Regions from separate parts of the Mus musculus genome. Here region 2 is linked to region 1. A link is a loop called in an ENCODE intact Hi-C map of the cell type or tissue named here. Cell type or tissue: heart. All regions are shown on one strand.

Evidence for each region. Peaks named below come from ENCODE experiments on the same cell type or tissue, not always from the same donor. Only the 100,000 strongest peaks of a DNase experiment are listed, where the experiment ranks them.
Region 2: it touches region 1 in a loop (2.2-fold over the local background); 4 of 42 quality-filtered maps call a loop at or near these places.

The regions. Positions count from the first base shown.
Region 1 is chr8:36,825,822-36,833,821 of GRCm38, reverse strand. The region is part of intron 4 of Dlc1 (deleted in liver cancer 1); the gene reads left to right. Among named protein-coding and RNA genes, the nearest start is that of Dlc1, 120 kb to the left of the region's middle. In heart, a CTCF peak has its summit at 1,755 (motif pointing left); a DNase peak (open chromatin) is centred at 3,401; H3K27ac peaks cover 195 bases.
Region 2 is chr8:36,749,291-36,757,290 of GRCm38, reverse strand. All of the region lies in intron 5 of Dlc1 (deleted in liver cancer 1), which reads left to right. Among named protein-coding and RNA genes, the nearest start is that of Dlc1, 200 kb to the left of the region's middle. In heart, no CTCF peak of the experiment used is centred here; no DNase peak of the experiment used is centred here; H3K27ac peaks cover 583 bases.

The DNA of each region.
Region 1 (8,000 bases):
ATGGTGCTGTCTTTTTGGCCTTCCTAAAACTGTATATAACCAGAAGTAGAAATAAATGCAGACATCCCAAAGATGTATGGTGATTTATAATTGCAGAAAAGGGAGAAAATATGAAAGAAGTTTCTTTAAAAATAGTGTCCAAACACATACTTATCAGGTGACCTGTCAAAATATTTCAACGCCGTTTGTGCAATGACTTACACATGACCCTGTTACACATACCAAATGTGGATACAATAAAACAAACGTATGACGGCTGGTTTAAAATAGATCATAGTATTGCTCCAGGAATAATAACTCCGATTGTTCATCAGTTTGCCTAGACTGACAGAAGGGCAATACTAGGGATCAAACCCAAGGCCTTACACATGCTAAGCAAGCCTTGCACCGCAGCCCAGAATGTACCCCAGGCTGGTCTTCAACTTGTAAAGTCTCCTGTTTCGCCTTCCCAAAAGCTGGCCTTGGAGGTGTGCATTAGCACACCCAGCTTGCCTGTCTGTTGTTGGGTCTGATTTCTGTCAGCTCTAAGGAGAGCTCGTGAAGTCCCTTTCATCCTGGTCAGGCGATCTCATGCACAGAGATGAGGAAGGTATCTCACGGCAGGTTCAGTTTGGGTGCAGATCTGGAAGTGGCAGGGAGCTCTCCAGATGCTAAGTATCTTACTGACTCTCTAATGGCCAAGTCAGCAGCAGGCGAGAGAATTAGGTCAGGCTGGCTCAGATGGGTAAAGATGACAGAGTCTTAGCAGCAGCAGCACTGGCAGCAGCCTCATGGATACTGTGTACGTTCAAACTCTAGAGCAAAGGACATTTCTCTAAAACTTGTTGAAATAATAGAATATTGACTATAATATTCTCTTACAGAATACTTACTAGTATTTGTCATTAAAATATTGTTTTGAGATATATTTAGCCCTATGGTGACTTGAGGTGACAGAGTAGGTGGGTTCCATTAGAGGGACCTCCCTGCTTTGCAGAGGTGAAAGGCAGGGGGGATACGAGGAGGGGCTTGTGAGGAGGGGGCTGGCAGAAGGTAATTGCTGTGATTGGGATGTAAAGTGAATGAATGAATAGACAGACAGACAGACAGACAGACAGATCATAAATGAAACAAGTATTGTCTTGAAGTCAGAAAATCTTGACTGCGTGTATTTAAAACCATGAAGCATACAACTTAAAACTATTTCAGTTTTTCATTACTGCTCCCCTCAGTGCCTGTGATTTTTTTTCATTATTTTCCTAGTTTGTTTCTGCATTTCACAGAGGAAACAAACTTACAGTGAACTATGGGTAATTCCATCCACTGTATGCTTGGAAGAAGTATTGCAAAGACTAGCCCTATCGGCTACCCCGTGCATTTTTTTACATTAAATTAAAGTTATAAAACCCAGGCACATAAAAGAGTGTTCTGTTACCCTCTCAGGATGGTGAGAGACATTCAGTATTGTTGTAAATAAAACAAATGCAAAAAATCAGATGGCTGCTCTTAGAATAGCTTTAAGAATAATACATAGCTCTTAAATGTCCCGAAACCAGGAAAATGATATTTGTAAGATGTATGTGCATCTACTTCCTACCAACGAACCTTCTTGACTTCTTGTTAAAATTGTGTTTTGTACAACTAAGCGTCTTACAGTTCACAATAATGTTGCTGCCCTTCATTCCTGTTTTTGTGGAAATTCTAATACATTTAATCCCTTCCCATGGGTTGCCTGTTTATTTTTTTTCCTTTCCAAATGCTGCCATCTTCTGGTCAAATTATATCACTTCATGCATAGCAGAAGGTCACAGTGTCAGGCAAATTTGCTTTCTCCAAACTACTAAGAATTTGTCTTTAGGAGTGACCCAGTTGAGTTTGCCACTCTGATGTGCCAAGCCTGGGCAGACTGAAGCAAGTCCTCAGAACTGTAAGACACAAACTTCACAGAGAACATTCCATGACACGTCATGACACACAGTGCGGGTTACACAAAAAATGCGAACCAAGGGACAGACAGACAAGACCTCCAGGAATATGTGATTTTTGTTTCATGGGCTTCTGATTTCATAGAAAAATATAATGAACTCATGTAATATTCGCTTGTTATTATTTTTACATACTTTGTTTTTAAAGTTGGGCCTCTCAGAAGACTCAGTGCTTCACAAAACTGCTTACCACATAAATGTCCTCCTTTCAATGAAGTGGATAGATATTTTGTGTCTGGCAAATTTCATCTGCCCATATAACTGTTCATATTATACATTTTTGGAAGACTTTTTGTAAACAGTGTACATCTTTCAGTGGCTGGATTTGCTATGTAGACTTGTGATTATTCATTGCTCCCTCCCTCATGTGTGATTCCAAGTCATTCATTTATGGGGCACAATAGACATCTTATAATGCTCCAGGTTTCTGCACAAAGGCACAAAAATATCAAATAGAAACAAAATGCTGTCCCAGACTTGAAACTGTAGGTGCAAATTAGTAGATGTTTTTGGTCAAGTCATGGAACTCTGTGATGTATCCTTCTGTCCTAACTTACCCCAGCAAAAATACTTTAGTTCAAAGACACCAAAAACTAGCAAGTCATGGTGCAGATGTGGGAAACCTCTGTGTAGCTCCTCGGCTACTTTTGCCCCCGATGGTTTCCAGTGGGTTTTTTTCTTCTTTATTCCATAACATGTATATTCTGCTAATACATACACTTCTTGCTAAGTGGCCAGTCATCAAGATTGAACAGGTGAAAAGGCTTTGCACAATGAGAGTTCCCTTCACCAGATTGATCCTTTTACTATTTTAGGATCGACTCTTGACTGGAAAGAGCCTGCTTCATCATGCATGACTTACACAGATGCAAGCAGGATGTTACTTATCCAATGCTTCGAAAGGATGCCGTGTGGCATAATCTTAAAGGAAGATCAAAAATGGAATAAATGGGTGTCCCCATCCTCACATTGATAGTTGTGAATCCATTAAACAGCTCTTGCCTAGCTCCACATATGTGTCTGCATTCTCAATTACTTACCATTGCTAACTCTGATCTCACGTGTTCTACACTAACCATTTCTTTCTCAGTATTCAAAGACTAGCTGATGAAAAGAGTCCTGGGCAGAGATTAGAGCAGTGTTTCTCAACCCATCAAAGGTTGCTGAGCCTTTCATGGGGGTCACCCAAGACCATCTGAAAACACAGATATTTACATTATAATTCATAACCGTAGCAATATTACTATTATAAAGTAGCAACAACGATGATTTTTTTTTGGTTGAGTGTCACCACAACATAAGGAACGGTATTAAAGGTCACAGCACCGGGATGGCTGAGAAGCACTGGATTCGAGGAAGGGGTGTGCCTTCACCCTGTCCCTGATTCCAGACATCAGCCCTGCTTCCACACATTGCTGAGCCAGTACTCCAGGAAGTACAGGCTTAAACAAATACAGGAAGGAAGACGCTTGTCTGTGGCAAATCCTAGGAATTTGGCCCCGTTCACCTGCAGTATCCCACTCTTTCCCTATGATTGAAGAAAACAAGTGAATGATCACCAGCGTGTTGAGGAATGTTCAGCCTAATGCAAAATGGTCTGTAATGCACAGTAAAAGGCAGAGCTCACTCTTTTTCCGTTGGAAGATGACAAGACTGTAGACAAGCCTCCGTCTTTAAGTGCTTTGTCTTGGGGCAGGAATAAAAGCAGTAGTTTAAACGTTTTTCAGACACTGACAAGCAGAATATCATTATTCCCTCCAAGATACTTTGCTGCTGATGTCCGCTAAGTTTTCCTCCTGTTTTCCTCCCTTTGTTATCCAATCCTCTGATGAATTATTTACTCCATAAAATGCTGCAGGCACTTTGCTTTCTTTGAGTTGGACGAGGGGACCCGGCACAGAGTGCATAAATGACTATTTAATGCTCATCGTGTGTGACGATGATTGGGGTGGTGAGGAGGAGAGCACTTCCAGTTTTGATAGAAGATTTGAGAAATTTCGAATGGACTCACTCAGCCTGACCTTTGCCAAGCTCTGTCAGAAGGTTGAGTCCTCTACTCTGATACAAAGCCCACAAAAAGCTACAAAACCACCGACCGTGCATTTCCAGAGTCAAATTGCACAGGGCTAACTTCAACATAAAAACATACAGCTCTCAGGTTTCTATATATACCTGCTCATGCAGAAAGTGACACTTTATATGTCCACATACTTTGTCTTTTCTTCACACTTTCTCTATTTAATTCTATTTTATTATAGTGCTGCACTTAGATTAACTTTTGAAAAATAACAGAAATCTAGAATGCATGCCGCTTTCATAAAACAAAGCACCATGAATTTATAAATCATTCCTAGCATTTTCTAAAAATAGGTATGTTTTATTTACGACTGCAGTGTATAAGGCTATGTGTTCTCTCACTTAGGATTTAACTAAGTCAGTTTTAAAGGTTTTTTGTTGTTGTTGTTGTTGTTGTTGTTGTTAACCTTTTTAAAGAGATTTACAAATGTCTGGTGAGTTTGTGGAAGTAACTCTCCGAACAAGATATAGTGAGCTTTCTAGGATAATAAGACATTTTTCTGCCTCAATCTACATAGTCAATGTGTTCCTTGAGAGTAAGACATGAAAATCCTTCTGGTGAATTGACTGCTTTACATAATATTTGTGTGCGTTGCCTAAATCCTGCAACAGCTTTTTCTTTAGGCTGATTCACATTCTTGTGTGTTTTCTGTACTAAGGAGAAACACATAAACAATTGAGAAATTTCCCAACCAGGACAATTGGGTTAAATGAGAAGATGAGATTTCCATGTCCCAGAAAGGCCATCCTTGTCTGCCATGTCCTACAATAAGATGAGGAACAATGTACTGGGTGGAATTCTCAGAAAGACTGGAATATTCTACCTCAGGGAAGACTGAAAGATGAAGAGGTCTTTCATGAGCATGGAAACCCCCACAATACAGGGCTGTGTTCAGTTCCACACTGGTGAATGTGTCCATTATCTGAGGAGATGGGGCCTGTGGAGATTAATATTTCGGTCACCTCTCTCTGCCCTCCACTTAATAGCTGTCATTTGGGTTTGAGCCCCAGCTGTCCTTGTGGTTTTCAGAGGGTGTGCTTTCCTGTTGCTTGGCCTGGGCCCACCCATGGTGGCTGCCTGGGATGGTGCTAGATATATTGTGACAATCGTGCCTCATTAGGAATATCCCAAAGAACACATCCTAGTACATAAATATATACATTCCTGGAATATTTGTTTTTCTGGCTTCTCAATAACTCACTTCATGGGCCCTTTTCTATTGAGGCAAAAGTTTTTGTGTTAAATGGGATATTAAAATGATTAAGTATGACTGGTTCCTGTAAGATAAACATCTTGTTTATCTCAGCTAACTTTCCTCTGTCAGTGGAGTATTCTTTTCTCCTCCAAATAATGAAGACATACTTGAGCACACAGTCAAAACATGAAGAACGTTAATGAACCATGTATGGTGTCGTTATAATGATCCGGATGTCAGTGAGTAAGTGCTAGCCTTCCATGAGTGACAAACACAAACACTGATAGGAGGGTTTCCTTCTGTCTGAAGATGTGTGGTCCTTCTCATCAGCGCTGAGGAATGTGTTTGCATGTTTTCTTGAAATGTGGTAAACTGGCCACCAACCCACAAGCGATGCTAAGGCTTGTGTATGGAAAAAGTCACAAAGAGTAAAGGATTCATAATGATAGAAGTTCTTACTACAAATATTTAATTTTTATTAGCAGGTATTGAATAATTTTGAACCTTTGAGTTAGACTTTTCTGGGGCTATAAAAATAATCTCTAGCAAAGTCATTTGTCCTCATTTGATCACAATTTTTTGGACACTTAGTATCCTATTTTCCATTATCAAACACACACACACTCAAACATACACATATGCTTACACACATACAGACACACACATGCACACATATACATACACTCAAAATAAATGCACATACACATAAAACACATACTTATACATGCATGCACACACACATACACACATGCATACACATACATGCACACACACATACACACACATGCATATACATATGCACACACAGACATACACTCACACATACATGCACACACATAAAACACATACTCATACACGCATACACACACATACACACATGCATACATATACATGCACACACATAATGCACACACATAATGCACACACATCTACACCTTCATATTCCCGCATATATGCACAGACATACACTCACATATATATATGTACATACATGCACACACATCTCACACACACACTCACATATTTACACATACACTTACACATACACTCACACATCCATGCATGCACTCATTTACATGCACACACACACATAGATGTACATATACACTGATACATACATGCACATATACACATACATGCATACACGCATACATTCACACACTCACACATACATACATGCACACACACACTTACCACTTTCAAAAAGAAGTACCAAATGATATATACATGGCAATGAGGCAGGACTCTTTCCCACATGTAAAATCCACAAAGCTGCAGTGAGATGAGAGCACCTAGACAGCTCTCACGTACTCTCCATACTTGGTAGCTGATCCCACCATTCCCAGGTCACCACAGTTTCTGGTGTCGCACTTTTTATTTACATTTTTTGCAGTGTGCTTGCTTAGTAAAGGTGATGCATTATAAAATGAAGTACTGCGTTTATTTCTTGATAATCATTTATTTGTGCACATTGTATGCAAGCACTGCTCAAGAGGCCAGAGATACAACAGTCTCCTTGGGGATAGGTAGAAAGTGGAACAGCTAGACAGCTCTCACTAGGGAAAGCATGTGTGGGATTCTTGCAATGCCTAACTCAGCACTGCAAGAATCAAGGAAAAATGACGCACAAAACCATGTGCTTACTAGTTAAGGTCAGATGAATCTACTATATAGAACCAAGGAAAGAAGTTTCCAGGCAAAAGCAGTAGAAATGGGAAGCTCACTTGCTGCACCTTTAGAGAATAGCAGTAGATCAGTTCATTAGCATCAGTGTGTCTCCTAGCTATGACAGGTAGAAAGAGAGGGAGGGAAGGAAGGAGGGAAGGAGGGAGACGGAGACAGAGACAGACACAAACACAGACACAGAAAACAGACAAAGGTAAAGTATTTTATGAAAAATATCATGCGAATGAGGTCAGAATACACAGACATGGAGATTCTGGAGAAGTAGATTGATTTGAAGGTGGTTTTAATAATCTACATACAAAATGGTGATGTCCTAATTAAATTTTAAGGGGTACAGAAGAAGAAGTATGGATAGATTGTAAAATACATTAAAGGATTACTGTCTCTATAATGAAGTAATTGTTGTATATATAAAGTAAAGGAGAAGCAACATAGATTACTCAATGACTGAGCAACTGGAAAATAATGCTATCAAGATAGGGAATGTCTTTCCTCTTTCTTTTCCCTATTGGGAACAATCTTCAACTTCCATTTTCAGAAACCTGTCCTAGTTTTCTATCTATTGCTGTGATAAAACACCATGACCAAAAACATCTTGGTGAGCCAAGGGTTTATTTGACTTAGGCAACCCAATCACAGTCTGTCCTAAAGGGAAGTCAAGACAGAAAATTGGGGCAGGAACCTCGAAGCAAGAACTGAAACAGACCATGGAGAAACACTTCTTACTGCCTTGCTCCCCCAGCTTGCTCATCCTGCTTTTTTATACAACCCTGGACCACCTGCCCAGGCAAGATACCACCCACAGTTTATCCCATCCTACTTCAATCATTAATCAAAAAAAGTGCCTCACAGCCTACTTGGCTGGAGGTATTCTGTCATTTGAATTTCCCTCTTCCCAGATGATCCTAGTCTGTGTCAAACTGACAAGAATCTAACCATCAAGGACCCCACCTCAGACAAGACACTACACTTGGTTTCTATGATGTGACCGTACTATTCTCAAATGTAGAGTCTATGTCAATGTATGTCTGTATTGGCGTAGTAATGGGAAAGTCAGGATTCTCTCATTCTTACCTAG
Region 2 (8,000 bases), 77 kb after region 1:
TAGAGTCACCACATCCAACCAGAGAATGCCTGATAATTTTTTTATCTCTCTCCTTTTGCCTTGATGTGACATATAAATGGTTTTTTGTTTTGGGGGGTCTTGGGGGGGGTTGTTTGTTTGGTTTTGTTTCTGTTTTTTGTTTTTTGTTTGTTTGTTTGTTTGTTTGTTTTTGAGACAGGGTTTCTCTGTATAGCCCTGGCTCTCCTGGAACTCACTTTGTAGACCATGCTGGCCTCGAACTCAGAAATCCGCCTGCCTCTGCCTCCCAAGTGCTGGGATTAAAGGTGTGTGCCACTACTGCATGGCTAAATGTTTTCTTATTTAAATAAATAAATAAATAAATAAATAAATAAATAAATAAATAAATAAAATAGGGATGGTAAATAAGAACTAAGTTAGAAACTGAAAGATGTCCAATTTGGAAAAAAAAAAAGATAAAGGTTGTTTTTCTTCATTACGAATAAAAATATTTACATTAGATCCGGTGGAGGAGAAATATATTTATACCAGTGAGTTTGAATGTTGGTATTACAGAAGCATGAAGTAGCTCAGAAAATAGAAACAACTTAGTGACTAAAATGATCTCTCAGGATGCACGTGAAGAATACTGCAGTTTGTGGTGAAGTGTCTCATGCTAAAATCCAATCTCAAAACACCTTCTGTCAGCTCACACAGTCGTCTGTGCCCGTTGTGGTTAGCCAACATGGCACTATCTGCTAATCTGTTGCAGTTTATTAGATCCGACAGAACTATCACCTCCATAATGAATCATTATGCAGGCAGAGCCAGCCCTCGGTCTCTGCTCCTGGGAACAGGCTGTGTGCTTTCTGCTGCAGTTCCTTATCTTGCCTACTTATCCTCTTTTCCTCCTCCCCAGGCCTGTCTTAGTCAACAATGCTGTCTTTGTGTCCCATGAAACTAGAAAAATCAGCTTCCTTTCGGGTGTTGTGTCCTGTTTAATCAAACCACTATAATCAGAAAAAGACTTCCAGTTCACTAACAGTGATGAGAGTTAACACTCTTCTAAAATTGGTGTTTAACTTTCTCTCTCCTTCCTCCTTTGCCCCTACTTTTCTCCACAGCTGCCAAGTATCTCAACCAAGTAATTGATTAGCAGTAGCAGCAATAGCTGGAGATGTACCCCACACGAATGATCGAAGGGTACCAATGAGGAAAATGACTTAGAATCTAACTTTGGCTGGAGTCCTTGGTTGTGTTTCATAGAATGTTTGTTCTCCTGCCTTGAGGTTATTTGGTGGGCCATGAAAATGCTAGAAATCAAGATAATGAATAATTCAGCCTGAAACTCCTGTGAAAGCTATCTTTCAAAACGATAGAGTGGAGCCGCACTCTCTGCAAACTTAGTGTAGCGAGCAAAGCAGAAAACAAACAAGCAAACAAACACTGCTTTTTGACAAAGGGGCGAGAAGAGAAATCTCAGGTTTCCGTCATTTCGATCCACACTCCTTGTAAACACAGTAGAGAACAAAACCCGGACTGGGTGACATTTGGTATTCATTTCCTTGGCATTTTACTTTGATCAGTAAAAAGGGAAATGGAGATGAAAACATTTTTAAAAGACAACCATTTCCCCCCCCCAAAAAAAACTAAAATAAAAAGACACTTGCCCTTTTCCTGGTCTGATTATTAGAGATAGTTGTTACCAGTTATCAGTGTGAGAATCTGCAAACTAACTTTGATTGGAAGAAAATAAAAGGGCCACCCAATTTCAGAATTCTTTGCAAAACGTCACTGTTTCCTGTCTCCAGCTTAATACCAATAGCATTAGTTTAATTTCTGTCCCCTGTACCAAATAAACTACAAGCATCTTAAAAGACAGAAATTTGTTTTATTCAGCTCTGTATCCTAGTGCCTGGCATTACTCTAAGTGTTTGATGTTTAGTAAATACATGAATATATTGAAAATATATTTAAATCTTCAATTGCTTAAATCTCTGTGATGCTGTCAAAGCCCACTGTATGATCTTCTAGTTCTAAGTGAAGTTCTTCCTAAGACCCTTAGCTGCTTGCCCAGTGTCCATGTGATCTAAAAATTGTCTCTATCTGGCTGGGCTCAGCTCTAGTCAAAGTTCCAAATGCCCTTTCCACTTTCACTCTCAGAAAAGTGACTTAAACTACTTTTATACAAATAGCATATAAATACTCACTTGCAGCATTATTTTTTTTTAAGTTTTATGGTCTCTACTTTCCTGCTTTCTTATGAGGAAAGAATTTAGGGTATGCCCACACATAACTCCACAGTTTCTCTCAAATCTACTGTAAACTGTTGGCTGTGTTTGAGTGGGCTATTGAGAAGAATCACATTAGCTTCCAGGTATCAGGAATTTCTTTAACATATGTGTCTGTGTGTGTCTCTGTCTCTGTCTCTCTCTCTCTCTCTGTGTGTGTGTGTGTGTGTGTGTGTGTGTGTGTGTGTGTGTGTGTGTGTGTGTCTTAAATGCCAAATTCTTGACTACGGAATATTTTGAAATACAGTTTTTAAATATTTCTTATCTTCTATTTTTAGCATATTGCTAATTAAGTAAAAACAATTTTATTATAGCTATTTTTCTCCATTATATTTCAACCAATACTGATAGGTATTTTCTATTAAGTTCTGTCTGCTTCATATTCTCCCCCCAGCTCTTTACAGCTGAAGGTCCTACTTTGTTATATTCTTCTTTCAGTATTTAGTGATTCTTAAGATGTACTTCTGTCTATGAATTTATAAAGCTCCTTCTAACATAATTGGAAACTTAAATGAAAGAGAGATGACTGTAGCATCTTATAGAGATGCAGCAAAGCAGGACTCTATGTATCTATGAGGGGGTTGTAGACATGATTGGATCATGAGGGCTCTGACCTAATCAATGGTTCAATCCATTAACACATTCGAAATTTTAGGAGACTCTTGGAAGATAGTAGAACTGTGGAATTCAGGGTCCTGGTTAAGAAGACGTTGGTCACTGGAGGCACGCCACTGAAGGGTATTCCTTACCTTGGCCACATTTTGTCTCCTCTTTTTCATAGATGCCATGATCTGAGTCACTCTCCACCACAAGCTTCCACCATCCTGAGATTCCATCTCATTCCTGGGTCAAAGCAATAGATAAAACTGACCTTGGAGTGTAGTCTCTAAAAGCATGAACCAAAATCAGTCCCCCCTCCATCTAAATTGCCTTTATAGTTATTGTCACAATGATGAAAAGTCATGCCTCCCATTTCATCTCTGACATACAGCATGGCATCCCACACAGAGCAAATGCATTAAAAATATTTTTGGAAAAGTCTGCTTATTTGGCAAACCAAGAGGTTCCTGTGGGAAGTCGGTTAATTGCCAGGATATTGATAAGCAGGACATTTCGTGGTATTTGACAAAGTTAATATTTCTTTTCTGAAAAAGTTCGTGGACATTGTACTCCTCTTCTGGGAAGGACTGGCTATTGGTGACATGAAGAGGTAACTGAGTACTACCAACATGGGCAGAGGGAAGAGTTTTGTACTTCAGTGTTTTAATCAGTGTCTTACTGTCTCAGTTAGGGTTCCCATTCCTGTGAGAGACACCATGACCAAAGCAACTCTTATAAAAGAAGACATTTAACTGGGGTTGGCTTACAGTTTCAGAGGTTCAGTCCATTATCATCATGGCAAAAAGCATGGCAGAGTCAAGGCAGACATGGGGCTGGAAAAGGAGCTGAGAGTTCTACATCTTGATCTGCAGGCAGCAGAAGAAGACTGTTTTCCATGCTGGGTGGAGCTTGAGCATAGGAAACCTCAAAGACAACTCCACAGGGACACATTTCCAACAAGACCACACCTCCTAATAATGGTACTCCCCATGGGCCAAGCATAAAAACACATGAGCCTGTGGGGGGGGTCAAACCTATTCAAACCACCACACTCATTTTGCTTTCTGTTGCTGGGACTGGTGGGGGTGAGGGGTAGGGGAAAAACAACTTGGAAAGAAGAAAAGGTGTGTTTGGCTTACATATTCCAAGACACAGTTTACTATGAACAGATAAGGCAGGAACTGAAGGTATGAACCTAGTGGAAGCAGGAGATGGTGTACAGGCCATGAAGTAGTAATGCTTATTGGCTTGCTCCTCCTGAATTGCTCAGTATATATTTTTATACATCTAGGACTACCAGTTCATGGGTAGCATCACACATAATGGTCTAGACCCTGCCACATTAATCAATAACTAAGAAGATGCTTCGCAGTCTTGCCTGCAGGACAGACAGATGAAGCCATCTTCTCAGCTGTAGTTCCTTCTTCTGAAATAACTCTAATGATGCCAACCTGACAGAAAGCTAACCAGAACAACTGCTACCAGCATTTCAGCTACAGAAAAATTAACACATCACTCATCTTTCTTGAAGAATGATCAATACAAAAGGCACCTTTGTTTCCACGTTATTTAGAAAACAAAAGAAGAACGTTCATTGAGTTTAACTTGCAATGATCTTTTCTTGGGTGCTCTTTAACTGCCTCTGTAGAATTTCTCACACATGGGCAGTGATTCAGTAGTTTCATTAATGATATGAATATAGAGAGATACACACAGGTAGTTATATATTGACTGTGATCTCTCTGGAAGGTGCATTTAATTTGGAAGTTACACATAACAAAAAAAAAATGACCTTGACCTTTTGGAGATGAAATGACCTATGCATTCTTCCCTTAATTAATATCTATTGCCTATAATAACTTTAATTTGTTTTTCTGTTGGCAAGAGTTTGAAATCAGCATCTCTTCCACTGGGTTAATGACCATTTGTGTTGAAGGATTAAGACAGGACTTTGGTACATGGTCTAAGAGCAAAATCATGAGTTGTCATTTAAAAAAAAATGAATTAACTGATGCCCAATTAAAAGCTGGTGTTCCTCTTGATATTGAGTGCAGACTGTCTGGAAAATTAATCACAGGAAGAATGGATCCTGGATAAGGGAATCTATTTTGTCTTAATTAATGTAGCCAGGTAGAAACGATAGAGTTCCACACGTTCTGCCTAACCGGAATAGTCACTAAGGAGCCTCATTCACCAATCACTGCAGGGCAATGTGTTTGCTTTCAAAATTTGTCAACCACGGGCTTTCGTAGAAAACACATCCCAGTGACTCCCATTGGCTCATGTTGTAATATTCCCCTTAATGGGAAGATTAATTCCATTCTTTTTATGGATTTAAGGAAGGGTGAGTGAGGGACAACAGCCCGGCTCCTGGCTTCTTTAGTCTTCCTATCTTTAAGTCTGTGCTTTGCTTGGGTGTATTCATCAGGTATGTGTACCACTGTCCTGTGATTTCCTGAAAGGAGACATCTTTTTTTTTTCCTGTACTTCTGAGACCAGTAGTGTAGCAGGTGCTTGAGTTGGTATGTGTTCCTAAATGATAGTCTGGGTTAAAGAACAGCATGCCTGCACTGTGAACAGATGCTCAGCAGGTAAACATTTCCTTAATTATCTAGCTTCCCTGCTTGAGAGGTGCCTGCCTGTGTCCTGCATCAGAGGGAAAGAAGAGCCAAGACTCAGTGCAGCTCCTAAGGGACCCAGGGTCAAACTGTGGATTCATCAAATGCCTAAATGCCAAGATGCCTGAGCTGATGAATCCATTTTTCCATAACCTGGCCTTACCCTTCCTTTCTGACCTTCCTCTTTTAACATGTGCCTTCTGCTGTTGCCATGGTAACAACTTCAGATTTTTTTTCTTCCCCTGAATCTTCTCCATCTGCCATGGCCTTCAGACTTGTGTTTCCCTCCTAGAAATTCTCTTCTCTGTCCCTCCAAAGACTTGCTGTGGATTCTCTGTGACATCTCCTATCATAACCCATGCCCAAATTAATTTCACACTGTTGGGAATGTTACAGCTGTAGTATGCAGACTTTCCCTATACCAGCTGTTTATGTCCCTCATCCTAGATGGGTTGTGATATGGCTTGATTGTTTTGTTTACCCTACTTTTGCATATTATCCAAGATATCAAAATTAGCCTCCAAATTATCATTTGAAACATTACTGAATACGGTGCTGGGCACCGAGAAGGAGCTGAGGTAATAAAGGAGCACTTCTTTTTCCACTGCAGTTTTAAGTTGAGAGCAGTACTGGGCGGGAAGCACAGCAATATTGAGTGGGGAGCACAGCAATATTGAGTGGGGAGCACAGCAATATTGAGTGGGGAGCATGGTTCAAAGTGTGATATTCCTTTGGTCAAGTCAAAACAAAGGACATGATGACATGGGGCACTGAGTGATATACATTTAAGCCCCTCCAACGCTTGTCAGGGATTGGTAACTTCTTTTAGGTGCTGAATATTTCATTATGAGTATATATAGTAGTCTCTTGTCCATAGAGAATATAATATACAACCTCCGATGAATGTTTGAAACCGTAGGTAGTATAGAATCTCCTCTATACTTGGCTTGTTTTCTAGACATAAGCTATTCAAGAGCAAACAAGGTCTAGTGAGTACAATGTAAATATGCTGGCTGGGAATGGTTCACATTCCAGGTAGGAGAGAACAGAATAGCAAGATTGCATCACAGAATTCGGTACATCTAAAATATGGACTGTTTGTCCCTAGCTGTCTGATCCAGTTCTTGGGAGGCGACTGCCACACCAGCAGAATTGGTCTGGATCACTACCTGCTTGACTCTATTGGTTGGATACAATACAAATGAACTGTGTACACCTGGGTGCTTAGACATCCATCCCCAAATTTCTATGACTAGATAATTATGGCCAATCTGTCTCTGAGAGTTCTGATGCTTATCTCTCTCTGAGACTTTACATCATTTCCTATTTCTAATATACGTGTTTTCAAACTAAGTATATACCATAATGAGTATGCTTTGGGTCTCAGAATGTGTCATAACCAGCCACTATAAAGAACTAGTCTCTATTTTCCTATTTATCTATTCTTATAAAATCTAGCAACATCTGAGAATATAGTGAATGCTTGATAAAATCATGAGTTTTCACAAAGATATTGTCTTTTATGTGACAAAAAATCATATTTCTGAATCAAAATTATGTTTTAGCACACTGAATATCTTTCCATTTCATCTTCTTTCAGTACCATTTATCCAAGTCAGCAGCACCATACCTGTTTATAAGATATGGGAGTTTCTTTGTCCTCTTCAGCAAGTAGATGTTTTCTGTCTTTTAAAACCAATTTACTTGTATCCCAGGAAACTGCTGTGTTTTAAATCTGCATTGTAATTTCATTACAGTGCCACTGCTCCCAGTAATTTTACATCTTCAGTACACTATACACTCATGTTTCCTCATTAAAATTAAATATCTAGATACTAATCAATAATACCTAGCACTGTAAGCTCACAAGATGGAGGAATATAAACAATAGATGTGTTTATCTAATGCTTGAAGCCAACACTGTACTGAGCACAGAGACCCCAATGGACAAGTTAGGGGAAGGACTGAAAGAGCCAAAGGGGCCTTACCTGACATCAATGGGAAGGGAGGCCCTTGGTCCTATGAAGGCTCGATGCCCCAGTATAGAGGAATGCTAGGGCAGTGGGGCAGAAGTGGGTGGGTGGGTGGGGAGAACATCCTCTTAGAAGCAGGGTAAGAGGGGTTGTGATAGAGGGGTTACAGAGGGAAAACCAGGAGAGGAGATAGCATTTGAAATGTAAATAAATAAAATATCCAATTAAAGAAAGAAAAATGTGTTTATCTAAGGAAATTATGAGCCAAAAATATGAGCGTGATACCTAGTACAGACTTTTAAGTAAAAAAAAACTTTGATAGAAAAACTCTGAATTTTTTTAGACATATTCTATGCAATTTGTCCTTAATGAAAGAATATACTTACACAGGAGCATTTCTGTAATGTTTTCTTCTACAACCCTACTATTTTCTCAATATCTATCTGCCTGTCTGTCTATCTATCTATCTCTTTTAGTTAAGTCAGGATTTCAACACCTAGGTTTTCTAAAACAGGATCTTTCGTCCTCGGAAAGATGTACTATGACAAATATGAGCCACC